Linked DNA regions of Mus musculus: region 1 is linked to region 2. The links are chromatin contacts, found by Hi-C or POLR2A ChIA-PET in ENCODE. All regions are on one chromosome and are shown on one strand. Each heading gives the region's core, a stretch centred on a gene start or an enhancer-like site at or near the end of the contact. The rest is flanking DNA. Distances are from core to core; before and after follow the strand shown.

Evidence for each region. Hi-C counts contacts between places; a loop is a spot of excess contacts on that map. ChIA-PET counts read pairs that join two places held with the same protein, here RNA polymerase II (POLR2A).
Region 1: a loop to region 2 is called in a map of CH12.LX, with 3 times the contacts of the local background. The contact joins the enhancer-like site here to the promoter of Arf6 in region 2. A Hi-C loop is called at or near these places in 2 of 37 maps with a recorded cell type or tissue (CH12.LX and mouse trophoblast stem cell). POLR2A ChIA-PET finds 5 or more read pairs at or near these places in 1 of 5 experiments (Patski).

Annotation. Positions count from the first base shown.
Region 1 is chr12:69,535,069-69,542,146 of GRCm38, reverse strand. No RefSeq gene overlaps it. Among named protein-coding and RNA genes, the nearest start is that of Gm46353, 12 kb to the left of the region's middle. Within about 2 kb of position 3,803, at least 3 of the 3 ENCODE cell types and tissues checked have a DNase peak (open chromatin) inside an H3K27ac peak, as active enhancers do.
Region 2 is chr12:69,369,431-69,376,418 of GRCm38, reverse strand. It overlaps Arf6 (ADP-ribosylation factor 6), which reads right to left and starts at 4,269. Exons shown (of 2, transcript NM_007481.3): 1 at 4,196-4,269; 2 at 439-4,095. The coding sequence starts at 3,625. The coding sequence ends at 3,098. It also overlaps the pseudogene Gm18113.

The DNA of each region.
Region 1 (7,078 bases), core at 2,554-5,053, 170 kb before region 2:
CAAGAAGGAATTCTTACGTTGGGAAGGAAGACCACATGTAAGGCCCTGGGGGGATGGGGGAAGCTGGCCGCCCAGGACCCAGGGAGTGACACCTGAACATATTCTTTCCTCACATGCCTCAAAAGGAGCTAATGCTGTGATAGTCACATCGCAGCTCTCCACTCTCTGAAACTATGAGGAACATGTTTCTACTGTTTATGCCACGCAGACCCAAGGACTTGTTATGGTAACCCTGCTTATCTTATAAAGACAGAAACTACGACCTGGTGCGCAAGCGCGGACCAGTTAGCTGCTTCCAGTTGTTTCCCACGGGGTTTCTCCCCACAGTCTCCCGCTGCATCACTTCCTGCTGTTTCTGGTACTTTTCCTTCAGAGGGGCTTCTCTTAGAAATGCCTTTACAGTTCAGAAGTCTCTAGAGCCTTGGATTTACTGCAGTTTTCATTGTGTGTTGAGCCTCTGGCACCCCAGAAGGAGAGTTGTGCACCTCAGAGTCTTCGCCTCATTGGGCACCCAGTGAGAGCATATCTCCTTTTCTAGCCCAGACTTTTGTGGTGTGTGTTCTTGCTTTAGATCTTTCTTCCGAGTTTTCTGAGGAGGTCAATGTGGTATAACAAATGCTTTTTTAATGACTGAGATCTGCAGTTAAGTATATTTTCCTGCTTTGCTGGGTCATTAAGTCTTTAAACACTTGAATATTTTAATGATTTTTATAGTCTAATGATGTGCAGGTTTGTTCACGTTATTACAGCCTCTATGCTCCCTTGCAAATGAGATGTCCCGGCTAGTGGGCACCCAGGGGCATTTCACACCTGGCGCTGCTTTTGTGAATGGGTCCTTGACTCTGTCACAAGCTAGGTAAATGACAAACAACTTAACAATGGCTGGTATTATGCCACATTTATCTTAAATTTCTATGTGCTTTCGGGAGTTCAGGAGATGGGCTATCTTTGTGAAGCAGTTGGAGGAAATGTGGCTTGTCACAGTACATAGACCCTCCTACAACAGGATACCATGGAGTGGACATCTTCCAAGCAGTATAAATGTAGTTTTCACAGTTCTGGAGCCTGGTACAGGTTCGGTATCTACCAAGGACCTGTTCCTGGTACAGAGGTGGCAATTTCTCTGTCTCCTTGTGCTATGAGATCGGCCAGGCAGATGGTTCAGGAAGCTCTTTTATAAGGGCACTAATCCTATTCCTGGGAGCCCCACCCTTGGACCTAACCATACCTCACTGGCCTCTCCTAAGACCATCACATTGAAGAGTCAAGATTTCAGCTTCTAAAAGGAGGGTGTGAACATTCCGTGTCTGACTTTGTCGGGTACTCAGAACAGGCTTGTTAGGGACAGAAGGGACACTAACTCAGCCCCACCCCAGCTCCCGTTCTTCTGGATTGGAGCCTCTACCACAGGTGCAAGGAGAGCTTCCTGTTGACAATAGGGGACATTTGGAGCCTGGTCAAAAGTGCAATTTAAGCTACACAGGGATGCAAGGTGCACATTTTGTTACCCCTGTCCCAGTTATAACACCACGGGCAGCTCTCCTAGCCAAGCCTTAACTGAGAGCGAAAAGCACGCACTCAGATTGTGTGCTCCTTACGTTCACCTCTTCACGTCTATGTTGTCCGATTACTGATTCATAGATCTGCCATAATTATCATCACTCTACGGTTACTCTGTACATTTCTTGTCAGGCTTTTACCATGTGACATTGCAGCAGCCTCAGATACTTGATGTTAATCATATCTATTGATGGACTCTCTGAGAGGCTCACACCAGGGTGACATTTTCTCCCCCCGCCCCCCTGAGAGACAGGGTTTCTCTGAGTAGCCCTGGCTGTCCTGGCACTCACTTTGTAGACCAGGCTGGCCTCGAACTCAGAAATCCGCCTGCCTCTGCCTCCCAAGTGCTGGGATTAAAGGCATGGGCCACCACCACCTGACCAGGGTGACATTTTCTAACATGCTCTTCTCAGAACATATCCCTGCTGCAGAGTGACTCCTGCCTGTGTACAAGCAGAGCGTAGGCAGCCTGCTCTTCTGCTCTTCAGCTCTTTAGAACTGTTTCTGAGCCGGTCACACAGCGTTGCCCTTACGGAGGTTTTGTTGTGTATCTGGTTAAGCAAATCCCCTCTCCACTTTCCATTTTAAACGTTATCCATTTATAGAGTTCCTCACAAAGAAAGCCAGCCAGCACATTGATTGGCTTTGTCTTCAGTGTATAGTTGAATCATTAATGTAATTAGATCCTTACACAGTTATCCAATACAAGACATCCTTTATTAAGATGCTCACTCCAAAGCATAGAATGTGCTCTCTTGTGTGCAGATAATTTTATGCGGCCTTATTGGAACTTTAAAATGCTTATAGACTTTTTGTGTGTTCCTGGTTAATAAACTCCTACGTATCTGGTAATTCATGCCTTTGTTATGAATAGTATCTTCGAAGTGGTACTTTCTAGCAGCGACTGTGGGTGGAGACAGCTGCTACTGAGTTTTGCAGGTTGATCCTGCGTCTGACACAGTTGCTGAACCTTGGCAGCTCTCACTTGTTTGAAACATCCTTCTTCTCCGTTGATGAATGTTTTGTCTTTATGCGCTGTAAGTATGGCCCTCCCCCCAGCCTCTGTTGTGGTTGGTGGTGGGAGCTCAGGGAAGTGTGACTCATTGGGAGGTGGAAAATCTCTAGGCCTCTGGATGCTGAGATATGGGTTCCATGTGGCTTTTGGAGACTTACTGTCAGGCCAGCAAATGCAGAGATGGAGAAAAAGGGGGTGTAAAGGCCTGTGAACGGAAAGAGGCAGAGAAACAGAGAGAGGAAGAAGCCAGAAGAAAGAGAACGGAATAGGAGGCTTGGTCAGTGGTCAGCCTGGGGACTTGAGAGGCAGCAGATGGTAAAAGAGCCTGAGATTCCAGAGAATGGACCAGACCACCCCGGTCCAGGAATGCCATCCAAAGAAGTCCTTGGGCCATTGCACCTCTAGTGTAAGACATGGAGGAACCCTGGCACACGACACCATCTTGGGTTCTGACTGTTGCACACCCAGAGCTAAGAGAGGCCCAGCTCCATCAGAAACCACCACACTATTGGGACTGTGACCCAAAATGTCTCAAGCCAAGGAACATCTCCAAATCTAAACCTTCTTTGCTTCAGAGCCTCAGAAGTCAGGGCTAAGCCAGTACCGGCTCCCAAGAAAAGTTGGTTGAGAGCCTTAGCCCACCTATTGGTCATCTTGCTTTATGAGAAACTACAGCTACGAAGTAAGCTGGCTCTGGTTGGGAAGACTCCATGCCCCCCATGAAGAACAACAAATGGGGCTACCTCTGCCCTGTAGTGTCTGGGGACACTGGGGACAGGAGTTAGTTTACTAGCCCTGATGAGAGAGCCTGATTTCAGAGGCTAGCTTAGTGGCTGTGAAATGGGGAAGTGAACAGGGCTTTGTTCTCTCTTGTGGCTCTGCCCAGGGTTGAAACAGGAGCAAAACATTTGGCTGAGCTTTGCTGGATTCAGCTCATTCCCTCTTCTCCCCTCCTTTGCCTCTTAATTGTTTTTAACAATTTCTGCACATAGGCAATGGAGCCTGGAACCTTCTGGGAGAACCTGCCCTTTTTATGCAGACAGGGACGAGCAGAGACGCTTGGGCAGGTCTGTTCTTGCTGCAGGAAGCAAAAGATGCCTTCAGACCATACTCTGTGCCAGGGCCTGGGGGTCTCCCAAGAAGCTGGGCCTCACAGTGTCTGTAAGAAGCCCTTGAAGAGGCCAGACCCTCCTCGGGAATATGTAAGAGCCGGGTGTGGCTGGCCAGTGGAAAGATTAGAGAGCTACCCAGTCCAGTTAAGTCCCTTGAGCTTGTCAAGTGGAGACCGGACCCAGATTCCCCCAAAGCCAGCGGTTGAGAGAGAGCCTCCTGTGAGCCTGTTTCCTGTTATGACCTGTCTCTACACGCCGCGGAGTAACTGCGAAACAACTGCAGTGACTAAGCTTTATAAATAGGACATTGAGAGTTAAAAAGTACAGGAAATTCCCAGAGTCTCCCGTGGAGTCTTATTTTAGATGTGCAGCTCATAGAGAAGCCAGGGTCTCTCATTCCGCACCCGCAGCGCCTCTGCCCTGCCTGATCGGAGGGGAACTGGAGTGGAGGGGTCTTTCTGGGTCCCTGCTCAGGGACCCGCCCAGCACTTCTCTCTTGCCTTACTAACTTTCTCTTACTGGCTCCCAGGAAGGAAGCACGTTTGTAATTAGCACTTTGTGGATTCACACCCATGCCTGACTCACTCCTGATCAAGAGATTAATCACACACTCAGTTCCCGCTGAACGCGAAATGAGCATGTAACCCGACCATGAGAGATAAAGCGAGCCCTCTGAGTGGGAGCAAGGTGCCCTGGACTTTTGGTCATCTTTCCTCTCCTCCATCATTGGTGACATTTTTTTTTTGGTGGAAAATCCAGTTTGGGATTAGTTGCTCAGTGGTTCCTGCTGCCGCAGGGGTTGGCTGTAGCAGGGACAGAAAGAGCTAGTGGCAGCAAGGAGTTGCAGGCTCTGAAGCTGAAGGGCTCAGCTACTCGGGTTTCAGATCGAAAGGCTGTTCAAATATTTGCCCAACAACTCCCAGTGTGCTTTGGAACAAGCCACAGGAGGAGCCCTCGCTGAGTCACGGGAAGTGCAGGCATTCTACAGAAATGTGGATGCAGGCAGGTTTACTAACTCTGGCTTCTCCGCATTGCATTCATAATTAGCCAGGCTGTCTCTCACCAGTGGCCTGGTGACACCGGAGGACTCTGCTGCTAGGCAGCTCAATGTGGTGGCACCTTCTACAGTTTTTGCCAGGAACCTTGGGAGGCACACTCGGTCTTCCTCCAGTAGCTGAGTCTGCCCACGGTTTTCTGACCGGCAGAATTGTATCCTCGGCGACCAGTGTCAGCGACCAGTGTGATCTTTCTTCTACAATTATGTCCCCAAAGATTCTAAATTCACCAAGTTCAAAACAAACACCCACACTGGCTGGGTTGCCTTTCCCATCAATGAATGGCCTCACCTCCTCCTACTCGCTCTGTTTGAAAACGGTGCATCCACGAATCTGCAGCTCCTGACCACCTGGCCCTCCCTGGCTAAAACTGCCTCTCCCTGCTGTTGTCCTGGGTTACAGGAGGCTCCCAAATCCCTCTTTACCTTCTGAAAGGCATAGTTATACCATAGCTTGACCTCCACCCCCCATCCCTTTCTGATTCTAGGGTAAACACAGGACCTCATTTGAGTTCATCAGAGCCCTTCCCTGGGATTTTGTTTTCCAAGTGCCAGCAGGGTTAGGCACTCCTATCTTCTATAAATGCCAGCTGGAAGACTAGAAATTCAGGGTAGCTTTGGCCAAGTACCACGTGCTGTGTAGAAAAATCACTTGCAGCAGAGAGGGAGGTCGTGCTGAGATCGCTGCATGCATCTCATTGTGTTATCGTTGTACCACGTGGCACAACCTGCATTTATTTTTCCTCATGATTAAAATCATAACAAATTGTGTGTGTATAACACACACACACACACACACAGAGTCTCTCATTATATCCCAGGTTAGTTTTGAACTTGGGTTCCTGCTGCCCAAGGAACTGTTTTCACTTCTCAAGTACAGGGATTACAGGAGTCTCCCTGCTGTGCATAAATGACAGGGTCCTTTCATACTGGACACTAAACAAGCCAGCGTTTGCTCCAGGAGACACAGTCTCCATGTTCCATAGATACTCTCAGGACGAGAACCCATTATAAAAGCACATGGGCTTTTTGCTCATAAGACCCCACTGGTGTGAGACCCATGGAGACCCATGTCCTAAGGGACACTATTAAGTTATCCGCCCACATCACAATCTCACTGTGGGGGTTGCCCTGCTGTGGCTAGTTGACTGCAGTCCCTTCACCTTTGGTGGTAGACCCCACCCCCACCCCCATTGATGAATATGTGCTTCTCAGGTGCAGACAGGTCCGAATTTCTGTCTTCCCACATAGTGAGGTGTGCCTGTGTGATTCAGTTCAGAGTTCGGGGTTTCCTTGTGTGCAGCTTCAAGGGCAGGGTGGGGTAGGGTAGGGGTTTGGGGTAAGGGGAATTGTGCCTCTTCCTTCTTTCCTCTTCCTCCTCCTCCTGGCTTCTCATCTCATCTGCTGCCTTGCTCTCTGCAGTAGATAATGCCATCTAACACTATCTTGCTCTGTCTGTTGCTTGCCTTCTGTCTTAGGGTTTTACTGCTGTGAAGAGACACCGTGACCAAGGCAGCTCTTACAAGGACAACACTTAGTTGGAGCTGGCTTATAGGTTCAGAGGTTCAGTCCAATATCATCAAGGTGGGAGCATAGCAGCATCCAGGTAGGCATGGTGAAGGCAGAGCTGAGAGTTCTACATCTTCAACTGAAGGCCGCTAGGAGAAGATTGGCTTCTGGGCAGCTAGGATGAGGGTCTTAAAGTCCATGCTCACAGTAACACACTTCTTTCAGCAAGGTCACACCTCCTAATGGTGCCACTCTCTGGGCCAAGCATATACAAACCACCACACCTTTCTCCTCTAGAAGGTAAGCAGCATACATAGTGTGGCTACCACAATAGATTTGTAATAATCGTCACAATAATGAACACTTCAGAACCAGTTAGTGGCCAGCCAATTCCCTGAGATCCTGTATGTCCCCACCTCTCTACTACCACAACACTTTCCAGGTTTGGGCTGCCAGGATAAACACCACAGACTGGATGGCTTGACCAACAGACAATTATTTCTGGCAGTTTTAGGGTCTGGGAAGTGCGAGATCTAGGTGCCAGACAATTCAGTTCCTTCCAAAATCTCTCTTCCTGGCTTGCAGGTGGCTGCCTTCCTTCTGTGTCCCCACATGGTGGGAGGTGGGGACTTTCTCATGTCTCTTCTTACAAGGGACTGAGTCCCATCAGTCACGCACCACACCCTCATAACCTCACCTTGCAAAGGCTCTGCTCCAATCTCATTAGGTCTTCAACATTCAAGTCCTGAGAGAACACAGCATTTGGGCCACATAGCTGGTGGCATCCAGGCCTCCACATCTGCCATTGAGTCAGGACTCTCCTGACTA
Region 2 (6,988 bases), core at 3,020-5,519:
TGCTAAAACTGTAATTTGGGTGGGGGTTGGGGGAGGGCAACAACAAAAAAAGATTCCTGAGGCCTGAGGTGGAGTTGGTAGCACAGGCTTGCAGGATGAAGCAAGCAAGGAGCACAAGTGCAAAGTGCACTGGAACAACTTATCAAGTCCCTATCTCAAAAAGCAAAGCAAAAGGGGTCAGGGATTCACTGTGTGATGGAGGGCGGGGGACCTAAATATCTTCAACTGCTACTGTACCCTCAGTTGTCAAAAGCCCGGTGAAACTAAAACAGGGAACACCTTAAACAGTCACTATTTAGGGGAGAAAAAAATCTTTTTATCTTTTATCGTAAGAGCCAGACTGAAATTCACTTTTATACCATATATCCCTGGAGAATAACATGGCCCAAGATACCAATACATCCCACTTATCTACTCCAAGTAACATAACCAAGAAACTGCACTGTGTAATTCCTTTATTTTCTGCATGTTAGTGCTTCAGCAACACTACAACCATAAAGAACAATTTCCAAGTACTGCACTTTTTTTAGCTGGGGGAGGGGATCACAGTCTACAGACTCATTTACTTATATTAGACAAGATTTACCTCATTCAAAACTTACTGCATGTTTATAAATTCACACAAATACAGAAATTGATGCAATTAAAACAAAATCTTTAGATTTTTTTTAATCCTTCCATTATAACTTTTTCTGCAGGCTCTAATTTTTGCTTCATAATCACCAATGGTTATGGTTTGACTTAACTACATCAATTATAAATCTCTTAAAGTCTTAAAGAAATGTAAGTGAAAATTACAATTTCTTTCCAAAAGGTTTAGGGTTTTCAAATTTCAAATATGTCTCCCCCCCTCCCACCTCTTCAGATATCTCAAATAAGCTAAAAATAACCCATCTCACCTGCAACATTCAGTAACAGCAATCACTTGTATAAAATTTTAACTATGCCCCCAATTATTTTAAGACACAAAAAAATGGCTGTCTACCAATCTGTCTGTCACAAGTAGAACACTACATTTAAGAATCAACATGAGGGTTTCAAGTTTCCTCCAGTTTAGGCATTTATACCTTTGTGCTTATTTTGTTTCAGGATGTTACTATAGCATTGATATTTGTATAACCATATTTATGTACCTTAGAATGTAATCATTTAAAACACTAAGAATTACATTTACGGTGGAGCTTTGGGAACTGTAAAAGCAACTAAAATGTTCTTAAGTGAGTCCGCCTCATTCCTAGAGATGCTTCTATTAATGTGAAACTGAGGCCGTTAGGCTTTAGTTGCGTCTTGAATCAAAAATCCCTCTGCACCAATAGGAGCCTACAACATAGCACCTTTTCTCATCTGCTTTAGGTTAAATGTTTTACTTACAGCTCATTTTTGTATAGCCTCCTGCTTCTCCTACATCTTTGGTAAAAGCTCCATTATACAATATGGCCAAAACATGAAGGACCAATACTGTCCAACTTTACCATGATATCCGGCTTGATTTTAATTTTCAGACACCCTCATTAAAAAAAAAAAAAAATTCCACCTTTTCCAGTACACTGCCTGTGCAGTCTACATTTCCCAAATTCCCTAAGTTTAATTCCTTGAGGATCGCTAAATTAATCCTTAAGGCTACAGAGAAACCAGAAGCTGCTTCACAATTCGGAATGACATTAACATTTGGTTCAAAAAGTTACTATAGTGGTCTCCATCTAGTTACAGGTCCTAGCCAGATCATCTTAAGATCCGGATACAACCAGCACAATGCTTACCCTTAAAGTTAATTTACATTCATTGTCATCTGTAGGTTCTTCCCGTCCAGCCTACTTCCCCTTTGTCATCCACATCTAAGCCATTCATTCAGCACATTTCCTTCCTTACAGGAGATAGATATACTACCGAACCAACAGGATATCTGCAGGAGTAAACCCTACAATCAAGCAAAACTAAATACCTTTTTAAAATAAAACATCTTTTCCAGTGTCTTAATGGAGATGTAGATCACTCATCTATTTAAAAAATGTCATTATCTTCGGTCTAGTCAGCTGCTGTAACGTGAAAACAGGAATGTGTATTTTCTTTCCAGCTACGTTAAAGGGGCATATAATTTGACTTTTTAAATGTTTTATTAGTGAGCAAATGTTTAGTAATTTTAAAACTACTGGTCTTAAGACATTTGAAACAAGGTAACATTCCAGTTTTGTCCAAAAGTCACTTTAAAATATCTACAAATATTTCATCTGTGTGAGGCATACACCATTATTGCTCCATTTTCTGGAAAGAGTATTTTTAAAGGTAAGAAGAGGGAAACAGCGAAGTTGCTAACTTTGCAGTGGAAGAGACCTGTAGGCTTTACAGGCTGCGCTGCTTGTTCTAGGCGGCAGTTAGCTAGGGTGAAGGGAGCTCGAGCTGTACTCCTCCTCATGCACGTTAATGGCTGACACTGCCAGGGGCTCCTGACATTACCTGTCTGACACACTCATGTGCAACTGGAACATTACACTGCTATTACTCATTATCTTGCCACTGTGGGCTTAGTTCACCATACTGGTCTTGGCTATAAAAGGTCACATTTGAAACTGCTAAAGTTAGCGCTAAGGAGGAAGGGGGGGGAGGCCTTAAATATAAAAGACAAACGGCAGTTTGATTAAGCAATAATTTTCAGTTTACTAGATGAAACAGACTTGGAACATAGTCTGCATGAATGCAAAATAAGCCATCTACAGCAAGTGATAAGAACCTGGGCAAAAAGGAAAAAAAGCATACATGGGGGGGAAGATTCTCTCGAAATAAAAAAATCAAACCATTATTATAAAGGACTTTACCAAGAGTTGCTATTACCCCACCCCGTTTGCTGGAAGTCACAAGGCATCTAGCACTGTATTCGTGTCAAATGTCAGATCAGAGCATCCTAACGCAAAGCCAAGAGGGAAAAAAAAAAAAAAAAGGAAACAAAGAAAACCCCCAACCCCACTAAACTGTAGAACAGTAACTCCAGAGTTCAGATTCAAAAAGAGAGTGGCAATTCAAAGAGGTGATGGAGGTGGCGATAATCCTAGGAATGGGTTTTGGATTTCTCTCCTTCCGGGGGCTGGGTGGAGGACGCTCATTAGGATTTGTAGTTAGAGGTTAACCATGTGAGCCCCTCATAGAGTCCGTCCCCGGAGGTGGCACAGGAGGGCTGCACATACCAGTTCCTGTCCCGAATCCGGGTCAGGCCCAGTTTCTCCTGGATCTCATGGGGTTTCATGGCATCGGGCAGGTCCTGCTTGTTGGCGAAGATGAGGATGATGGCGTCCCTCATCTCCCGGTCATTGATAATGCGGTGCAGCTCCTGGCGGGCCTCGTCGATGCGGTCGCGGTCGGCGCAGTCTACCACGAAGATCAGACCCTGGGTCCCGGTGTAGTAATGCCGCCAGAGCGGCCGGATCTTGTCCTGGCCGCCCACATCCCACACGTTGAACTTGACGTTTTTGTAAGTCACCGTCTCCACGTTGAAGCCCACCGTGGGGATGGTGGTCACCGATTGGCCCAGCTTCAACTTGTACAGGATCGTTGTCTTGCCGGCTGCGTCCAGGCCCAGCATGAGGATCCGCATTTCCTTGTTCCCGAAGATCTTGGATAGCACCTTCCCCATCGCGTCGGAAGAGCCGGGGCCGGGGGCATTCAGGTGTCCCGGGTCCCCTCAAGCCTACAACGCCGCCGCGAGCCCGAAACGTCGCCGCCCCGCTGCGAGGACGCCCTGCGGCCTGCGCGAAGCTGCCGGCTAGGGGAGCAGGGGCCCGGCCTGCGCTCACTCGGGCATCGCCCGCCGCCGGGGCCCTGCGTCTGCGCCGGGAGAGCCGCCGCCCTGCTCAAGCGAGGCGAGGCGAGGCGCGGCCGGCCCGGAACTGCCCTTCCCCCCCGCAGGCGCCGCGCGAACGAGCGAGCGAGCAAGCGCCGCCGACAGCTCCTCCGCCGCCTCGGCACGCGCCGGCTCCAACTGCGGCCGGCCTGCCGGCCTGCGAGCACCGGACTCGGCACCGACCCCGGTCACCACCCCGACGACGAGCGCGGCTCGGCGCCCGGTCAGGTCATGGATCCTCGCGGGAACTCGCGGGTGCTCGCCTGCAGGGACACAGAGAGGGAGAAGGGAGTTACCGCCGGGCCTCCGAGGGGGCGCCCAGACCGACGCGGCCCGCCTTTCGGGCTCGGCCCTTGAGGTTACCTCCAGCCGCCGCCCCGAGCGCGGGTTCCCTCCGGCCTCCACCTCCTCCTCCTAGCTCTGCTGCCGCCGCCGCCGCTGCCGGAAAAGGCGCCGAGGAAACCGCCTCACTTCCCCTCCCAACTGCGCACGCGCGCCTCGGCCCGACCGTTCGGAAGAGCGCGACCTCTGAAAGGAGAGTGGCCCGCGCTCTCGACGTCACGAGCGCCACGCGCCGGGGGGCGGGGCTACGGCGGCTCCCGGGGCTCAACGCCGGCGCCTCGCGGAACCTGCTGGCGTGGGGCTGGCCGTGTGCCCACCTGTCGCTCTACCCGGGGTCTCCGCGGGTCTCCTTCTCCGCCACTCGAAGGCGGGGCACGGATCCACCGAGGGCGGGCTTCGTCGGCCCTTAGGACCGGCGCCCCAGCCACGCTTCCCAGGCTCGCTCCCGGACCCCCTGCGCGAAGCCCCTCCCGCTCTCCCCAGCCTTCCTTCAGTTTCCTGGAAGACACGTGGGAGGCCAGTGTTCCATAGAATCCGCCAAAGTAGCCCGCACTTTTTGTACTCGAGTTGGGTCTGCCCCTAAGCCCTGCCTTTGAAAGTTTAAACTCGTTCTTTATAAGTCTGGTCTGAACCGCCCGCATTTCTTAAGAAACAGACTATCAGGGCCGACGAGATGACTGTGGGTAAAGCCTGCCACCGAGAGGGCGGACCCGCCTTCGTTCCCCAGGAAGGAGAGAACCAACTCCCTTGAATTGACTTCTGCTCTCCACGTACTATAAGGAAACTCTTTGGGTTTTGTTCTTATTTTCAAATACTTTTTTTCATTTAGTGTGCGTACGCACGGAGAGAGGTCAGAGGACAACCAAAGTCAGTTCTCCCCTTTCTTCATGTGGGTCCCAGGTATCAAGTCAAGCTTGGCGCCCGACGCTTTTACCTACTAAGCCATCTTGCTGGACCAGGAAACCTTTTTGTATTAAACGGATAGTGTTAAGGTTAAAGTAAGGTGAAATTTTTAATAAAAATAAACACGGGGAGAAAACTTAAGTTCAAGGAAGTTGCTACAACAGCATATGATAATATACTGTTTTTATTTTATAATTAAAAAAAAAAAAAAAGGAAGTCATCTGGTACAGCTCACACCTGTACCAGAAGTGATGAGACTGAGGCAGAGAGGGTCGCTGTAATTCTAGGTCAGTCTAGGCTAGAGAGTGTGCCACTCTATTTAACAAGTACTGGCCTCACAGTCGCTCAGGGTTATCTGAAATTATTCTCCAGCCTCCACCTCCCAGGACAGGGGTGACCCAATGGAGCAACAGGTATTTGAAACCACAGCAGGCTTTTTACTTGACTGAAGATTCGAACTCTGGAACTTACTGCTTACAAAGCAAGTGCTTTTTAATGCACCAAGCCATCTTCCCAGCCCCAATAATAAATGATTAAAGAATAATTATAGTACAAAACAAATAGCAATAGTCAGAAACTAGTCGCCAATAGTAAGAATTAAACTCTCTATGCCATGCTTTAAAAAAAATAGGTCAGTTTGGGGCTGGTTGATACTGCTCAGTGATTAAAGCACTTGTCACCCACCCTGACTTGGAGGACACCAAGCAAAATGTAATTTAAAGACATTCAAGGTGGTGTATGCCTTTAACCCCCGCACTGGAGAGACAGAGATTGATGAATATCTCTGAGATTGAGGCCAACCTGGTGTACATATTGAGCTCCAGGCCAAGTCAAGGTTACAAAGTGAGGTCCTAGCTCAAAAAAAAAAAAAGGTAAATTTTAAAATATTCCAAACACTTCCAAATAGTAATAATTTAGGCAACTATTAAACCATACCACAGATGAAACATCTTATTTTCTTGACCCCTTCTAGAGAATAATTTTTATTTGATGTTTCTATTATATTAATTGTACATAATCATTTTGCCCTCAAATGTGTATATAATGTTTTTCAGTTATTCTCCCCCTCTGTCACCTTCCCTTGCTCCCTTTCACTGACTTCCTTTTTAGTAGCCCCTTCTACTTTCATGCCTTTTTTTTTTTCTTTTACATTTTTGAGACACAGTGATTTCCTTAGTGTTGTTTATGGGAACATGGCACCTGACCAGTGGCTCCACCACTTACAACCTGCCTCTCCCTCCCCTTTCAACTGTTAGCTGCATATAAAATGGCTCTCTAAGGAGTACCTTGGCAGGCAAGAGCAAGCGTGTGGTGAAAGGTTGACCGATTTTCTAAGAAAGACTGGTGTGATATGAAAGTTCCAGCTAGTATTAAAAACATTGGGAAAACGACGGTCACAAGGGACTCAAGGATCCAAAACTGTATCTGCTCAAGAGTCCTACGTTTGAAGTGAGCCTTGAAGATCTACAGAATGATGAAGTTTCATTTAGAAATTTTAAGCTAGGGCTGGAGAGATGGCTCAGCGGTTAAGAGCACTGACTGCTCTTCTAGAGGTCCTGAGTTCAAATCAGCAACCACATGGTGGCTCACAACCATCTGTAATGGGATCCAGTGCACTCTTCTAATGTGTGTCTGAAGACAGCTGCAGTGTACTCATATAAATAAAAATAAATAAATCTTTAAAAAAAAAAGAAAAGAAAATTTAAGCTAGTTACTGAAGACGTTCAGGGCAAAAACTGACTAATTTTCATGACATGGATCTTGAGACAAAATGTATTCCATGGTCAAAAAGTGGCAGACCATGACTGAAACTCATGTTGATATACAGCAACCGTTTTAACCTCTCATATTTGGACTTATTCCCAAATGAAGAGTAAGGAAAGAGGAAAATGAGCAAATAAATCACTCTCC